Regions from separate parts of the Homo sapiens genome. Here region 2 is linked to region 1. The links are chromatin contacts, found by Hi-C in ENCODE. All regions are on one chromosome and are shown on one strand. The core of a region is the stretch at or near the end of the contact, and the rest is flanking DNA. Distances in the headings are between cores, read along the strand shown.

Region 1 (2,952 bases), core at 329-2,828:
CTTGAGTAAATCTACTTTCAATTTTAAAGTAAAAGAATAGCTGAATAGGACTCTAATAACAAAAATATAGTAAGATTGAATTAGATACTGCTGGATGTAAGACATTTAGCAACTTCCAATTCCTGAGAATGTTTCAGAAATCTTTTTTTAAATAGATTTTTAAATAAAGTAATCAAGGTTTTACACAATCTTACCTGCCTTATGTTTAATATAAATTATCTTAATATTTTCATTTCTTAACTTTAAATCCGAGGACATCCATTAAGAGTGATGATTTTGTATCAAAAGTAGGGGCTAATTTATGTTTATTTTTCTTTCTATTCTTGAAAACTGCCCTCTTGGCTGGGCGCGGTGTCTCACGCCTGTAATCCCAACGATTTGGAGGGCCGAGGCGGGCGGATCTCTTGAGGTCAGGAGACCAGCCTGGGTAACACAGCAAGAGACCTCGTCTCTACAAAAACTAACTTAAAAGTTAGTGGGGCGTGGTGGCACACGCCTGTAGTCCCAGCTGCTTGGGAGGCTGACGCAGGATAATCACTTGAGCCCAGCAGCTCCAGGCTGCAGTGAGCTATGATCGTGTCACTGCACTTCAGCCTGGATGACAGAGTAAAACCTTTTCTAGAGAGAAAGAAGAAAGAGAGAAAGGGGAAAAGAAAGAAAAAGAGAGAAGAAAGAAAACTGCCCTCTTGATTGTAGTCCCTCTGATTGTTTCAATATATTTAAGTACTTTTGGGATAAAATGTTGACATAAGGAGAATCATGTGGCTTCTGTGACAATGCCTGTCAGCTTCTCAGGCCTTTCTCTCACATAAGACATCGAAAATTTATGCACAGTGTATTTTCCCTCTAGATCCTTATGCTGCTGACTCCCACTCCCGCCCCACTCACCCGACACGGTCATACTTTGTTTTGGAGCAAAACAAATGTTAACATTGTGTTTCCAGACACCTGGAAGCCCAGGTTTGGTGATTCTGGACTGCACTCCACTTTGGTGGTAGGGTCACATTCGCGTTTAAAGGCCGACGGGGAGGAAACACCGAGCACCGGGAAAACCCCTGCAGTCACCGGAACGTCGGGCTTGGGACGTGCCGGTTTGGGCGCCGAGCTGCGGTGCCGGCGGCCACCCCGGGGGCAGGCAGCAGGGAGGAGCATGCGGGAGGGCTGTGACATCTCAGGGTGGAAGCAGCTCTCTGCTCTGGACGCCTTACAAGTCCCCCGTTCCAACTATCACCTCTGGCCCATTGTCGCCACCGCCTCCCTCAAGAGTGCACGGCAGTAGAGGAAAAGACAGTACCGTCGGCAACAGCGCGATCAAGTACCGCGTGTAACTGATAGACACGCTCGCGACTCCCGCGGCGCCCCTGCCCCGTGCCCCCGCGCTCACGAAGACGCCCGGAACTCGAGGGTGCGGAGCCAGCCCGACTGTACCCGGCGCTCCCGGCGCCCCTTCGCGGGGCAGAGACAACCCCGACCTCCCGCCGCGGCCACCTCCCGGCGGGCGCGGGCCGAGGAACTACAGCTCCCGGCAGGCCCCGCGCTGGCCGCGCGCCCCCGCCCCCCGCGCGCCCCGGCCCCCCGCCCTCCGGCCCCAGGACGGGACGGGGAGGGAGGGAGGAAGGGGCGCCGGAGGCGGGCGGGATCCTGCGAGGCGCGTGAAGCCTCGCTGGCGCCTCGTCCGGTACTCAGACGCTGGCGGGCGCAGTTTCTCACGACGGGCCGAGCCTGCCACTGTAAGTAGTCGCCTCGGGGAGCGCTGAACAGACACCGAAAAAGTTCGCGCCGCCGCCGCCGCCGCTTTGTTCTCCCGGCCCGTCGGGCTGAGGCGGCGGCGGCCCCTCCCCCATCCCCCAAACCCCCAACCCCCCAACTGCACGCGGCGGCGGCGGCGACAGGACTCGGACCCCGCGCCGGGCTGGGCGGTGTCAGCCGCGCTGGGCGGGAAGTTGGGGGAGCGCGCGGCGGGAGGTGGGCGGCTGAGGGGGAGCGGGGGCGCCGCCGCAGCCGCCAGAGGGGCCAAGTTCCGGCGTCCGCGCGGAGGGCAACTTGGGTTCGCGCTCCGCTGGAGACCACCGCGCCCGGCCCATCGGAGGCGATCCGTTCCCGGGTCTCCCAAACTAGTTCCCGAAGCCAGACCCGCGGCGCTCGCAGTGCCGAATTTTGGACCAGCTTTTTCGTTTCATTTCCTCACTTTGCGTTGTAGTCGTCTCAAAGGGGTGAGTAAATGGTGCTTGGAGAATGTAAGCCCCTCGCCCCAGTATCCCGACTGCGTTTGGATTTGCTAGTTGCAGCATTGTTCCGAGTTGCTCCCTCCTGGGAGGTTTTCCTTAAGCTGAAACACTGAGGAGTGCCACTGTTTCTTTGAGCAGTGAAAATAACCATATACTACTGTATTGCCGGTTGGGTATTTTATTTCAGGTGAACGCAGTCAGAGGCATAGGCCTTGCCGTCTGCAGGCACACATACGATTCAAGCGACAAGTGTGTGCGCGCGACCTGCCGACTTTTCCACACACAGATTGATGGCATGGACGTAACTGTGTCTTCAATCACACCCATCCCCACAGGAAATAAGACTATCGGTGTCATCTTTGATTAGGAAGGATAAGTTACACCCTGAACTGCTGCTTGGTGCGACACAGCTTTTATGAGACATAGCCACAAATGGAACAAGAACTTTTAAATGCCTTAATTTGTATCCTAGAAAATGTTATTTTATTCCTCTGAAACTTTTTTTTTACCCTTCTACTTAATGTCGTCGTTCTTACATTTTTAGCGATTTTCATTTTCCTTAGCTTTGCTGCAGAAGGCGTCCATAAAGTTCCCCCGACTGAGATCTAGGCCAGTTTTTCCTTGTCAACGAACCCTTGCTTCCTTCCCTGTTAGATTCCGAGTTAAGATCAAGCATGGACATTCAGCCAAGAAGTTAGAAGATTTTCTAAAAGTAGGATTTGAA
Region 2 (2,952 bases), core at 278-2,777, 250 kb before region 1:
TGGGAAGGTTTAGCCACCATGTACTTGCCTTCATTGAGCAAAAACATCCATAAGAGAAAAAACAAGTGCACGTCTTTGAAACATAAAAAATAACACAGGGTAAAAATGAGTGTTATAAAGAGGCATAAATCAAGTACTATGGGATTTCAGAGGAAGTAAAGGAGGCTTGGAATCCCAGAGAACCAGCACTTAATTCTCTATTCCAAGGTTTTCCTTTTTGTCTGAACTGTAAAATATACCATTTTCAAACTTATCTTATGTGGATTGCCAATATGAAAACAAATGAAATCAGACTACTCTAGTGAAGTGAAGGGGTGGAGGAGGTTTAGCCTTCCCAAGTTGGCCTTACTCTTTCTCATCACCAGCCACAGAAGAACCTTCATGGAACCCTGGGGCCTAGGAAACAAAGTTTGCCAGCAACAGATCTAGTCAAACTAGCTCATTTTACAAAAGAGGAATCTGAAGCCGATAGTGGGAATCTTCTTCTGGCCTCTACTGGAGTGAAGTCTCCCTGGTCTTCTGGGCTGGCCTCTGCCGCTAATGACCATAGAAACTGCTTCAGCTTCCAGTCTGAAGTTCCCACCTCCTTGTGTTGAACCTTGGCCTGACTGACTTGGAACTCCATTCTCTCTGCCTGTGGACCAATGCATTCACCTATGGGACCCATGCATTCATCATTTCTAGGGGCAGTCTGAGACCGTTGAAACAAGGAAGTCACTGCTCAGATTTGCATTGCAAATTAGATTTTGAGTCCAAAGGAAGACAATAGTCCTGAAAATTAGATTTATTGGGAGAATGTACCTCTTGAACACACAGAGATAATGACAATGAAACTGCTCTACGCTTACACCCTGAAAATGACAAGCACATCCTTGACATCATCCTTCGCATATGATGCACTTCTTTGCTTAAAATAACCTCCTTTTTAATAAATTCTACTCATCTTTCGAAGAAGCTAAATTCTCTTTCCCTGTGATGCGTTCTCAGACTTTCCCAAGCAGAATCAATCAACCCTCCATCTGTGTTCCTGTAGCACTTTTTTTCATACATTTATTATAGCCCTCATCTTATTGCATTAGAAAAATGTGTTTACATATTTTTCTTCCACTGACTCTGAGTTTCTGTTGTGAATAAGAAATATGTCTCACTCATACTGATGCCTCAGCTGCTGCTAACAGTGTTCTGGCGTTTGATACATTTGCTGATTGGCATTGTAATTCAGTACTGGCTGAGGTTATGAGAAATGAGTGTCCTTCTCAGCCATAGACTTTTTTAGAAGTTGCCAACCAGTGACAAACCATTATTAATTATTTGCTTGTCAACTTGATAAGTTATTGAAAAGTAAAATGACTGTGTGAATATCCTGTTACTGATCATTGAAAGTTTCTGATGGACAGTCCCGGCACTCACCCTTGGTCTGTTTCAGTCACAAGCCTTCTTACACATTTTTCTGTTTGCTCATCCATGCTGGATCTGTTCTGAGGCAGACACGTTGCTATGACCAACGCAGCCAGCAATGACACATTCTCCCTCATGCCTGGCCACAGCCCCTGGTAACTGTCAGCCTTGCAGATATGACTGACAAGAGTAGAAAGTAAAATCTGTGGGAAAAAATATGAAATCAGGTTCCAGTTCTCACTCCCTCATTACGTAAAAATGATACCATGTTTAGTGAGTGTTGTGTGGTGAATCTCACATGATCCTGAGACAGAAGGGGCTTTACCAGGAGAGAAGTGATTTTTCTGACAGATACATGAGCCTCGGTAATGGTGCCATTCAGCACTGAAAGGCAAACTTAAGTTCCCTTTGCCAAATTCACACTGCACATCAAAGCTACAGGGAAGGGTCAGTCCTTTTCAACAACTGCAACGTAACTAAAGCCGCTTCGTTTGCAGGAGTTCATAAAAACTAGATTATCCCAGATCCATTTTCTTAAACCAAGAACAAAACAACCTCAGTAGTAGAAAATGTCAGCTCTCACATGTCCACTGATCTTTGCCTCATCATCTAAGACTTTTTAGATTTTGTGTTGAAATACAGCTTCCCCTACCAACAGGTCTGCCCAATCATTTTTAGCCCAACTTTATAGTTAAGAGTTCAAAGTACAATATTCTTGCTTTCATGTATAAGCATTTATTTGATCACATGGGATTTACCACGTTTATTGTCAAACAATTGATCTTTTCTTCTTAAATTCCTCTAGGATTTCCATCTAGTTGATGTGGTTTTCATGTTTCTAACAGAAACAGCAAATAAGAACACAAGAGAGAAATGTTTGTATCTTGTTGAAATGTGGAGTATTCAGGGTTATCACTAAAAGGCATTTGAGACATGACCACACAGAAAAGAGAATCCAGGGAACTGTTTGGGAAGACAAATCACATTAAGGGTGTTTATTTGGATTTCTAAAATTTCCCTTTCTCTGGTTTTATTTACATTTCATTAATATGAAGTGATTCAACCTGAGTAACATTTTGTCCTACATAGCTTACTGATTTGACTTTTGCAAGCAGCCGGACACCAAGAGTGGCCCTAAACAAGTTCTTGGTTGATGCAAAGCTCCACACGTATTGAATCAGATAACTGTAAATGAAAATTGCCCTTTAAATGTAATCTCTCAAAATCACTAGAGTTCATTTCCCCTAGAGAAGCAGATAGCTTACGCACATTCCCTTAGGAAGGGGATCAAGTTTGTTACCTATAAAACTAAGAAGGCAGAACTGCTGTCAAGGGCAGGAGTTGAACTGTACAGTTTTAATTCCTAAACTGGACCCAATTCAATGGGCTTTGGTCTTGATCTTTTCCAATTTATGTTAACTAAGTCCTAATTAAGCAGAGTTCATTTTAAAGAAGTCAGATGCCAAGTCTTGTCTTTTCTACCTAGACTTTCAATATTGCAGAGCTTTTTCTTAATTAAGGTGAAGAATTCCTTTTGGCTTTCACAGGCAGAAT

The links. A loop is a pair of places that touch in the nucleus more often than their neighbours do. Pooled maps may share reads with other maps.
Region 2: a pooled map shows a loop between it and region 1 (2.7-fold over the local background). The contact joins the enhancer-like site here to the promoter of PRKD3 in region 1. A Hi-C loop is called at or near these places in 2 of 168 maps with a recorded cell type or tissue (CD8-positive, alpha-beta T cell and PC-3) and 8 of 50 pooled maps.

What each region holds. Positions count from the first base shown.
Region 1 is chr2:37,323,459-37,326,410 of GRCh38, reverse strand. PRKD3 (protein kinase D3) reads left to right here and starts at 1,578. Exons shown (of 19, transcript NM_005813.6): 1 at 1,578-1,730. It overlaps PRKD3-DT (PRKD3 divergent transcript), which reads right to left and starts at 1,330. Exons shown (of 2, transcript NR_183394.1): 1 at 889-1,330. RefSeq lists a silencer at 1,218-1,847 and an enhancer at 2,488-2,567.
Region 2 is chr2:37,569,651-37,572,602 of GRCh38, reverse strand. All of the region lies in intron 1 of LINC03063 (long intergenic non-protein coding RNA 3063), which reads right to left. Among named protein-coding and RNA genes, the nearest start is that of LINC03063, 8.6 kb to the right of the region's middle. RefSeq lists enhancers at 1,356-1,415, 1,516-1,825. Within about 2 kb of position 1,527, at least 4 of the 41 ENCODE cell types and tissues checked have a DNase peak (open chromatin) inside an H3K27ac peak, as active enhancers do; they include PC-3, where a contact is called at or near this core.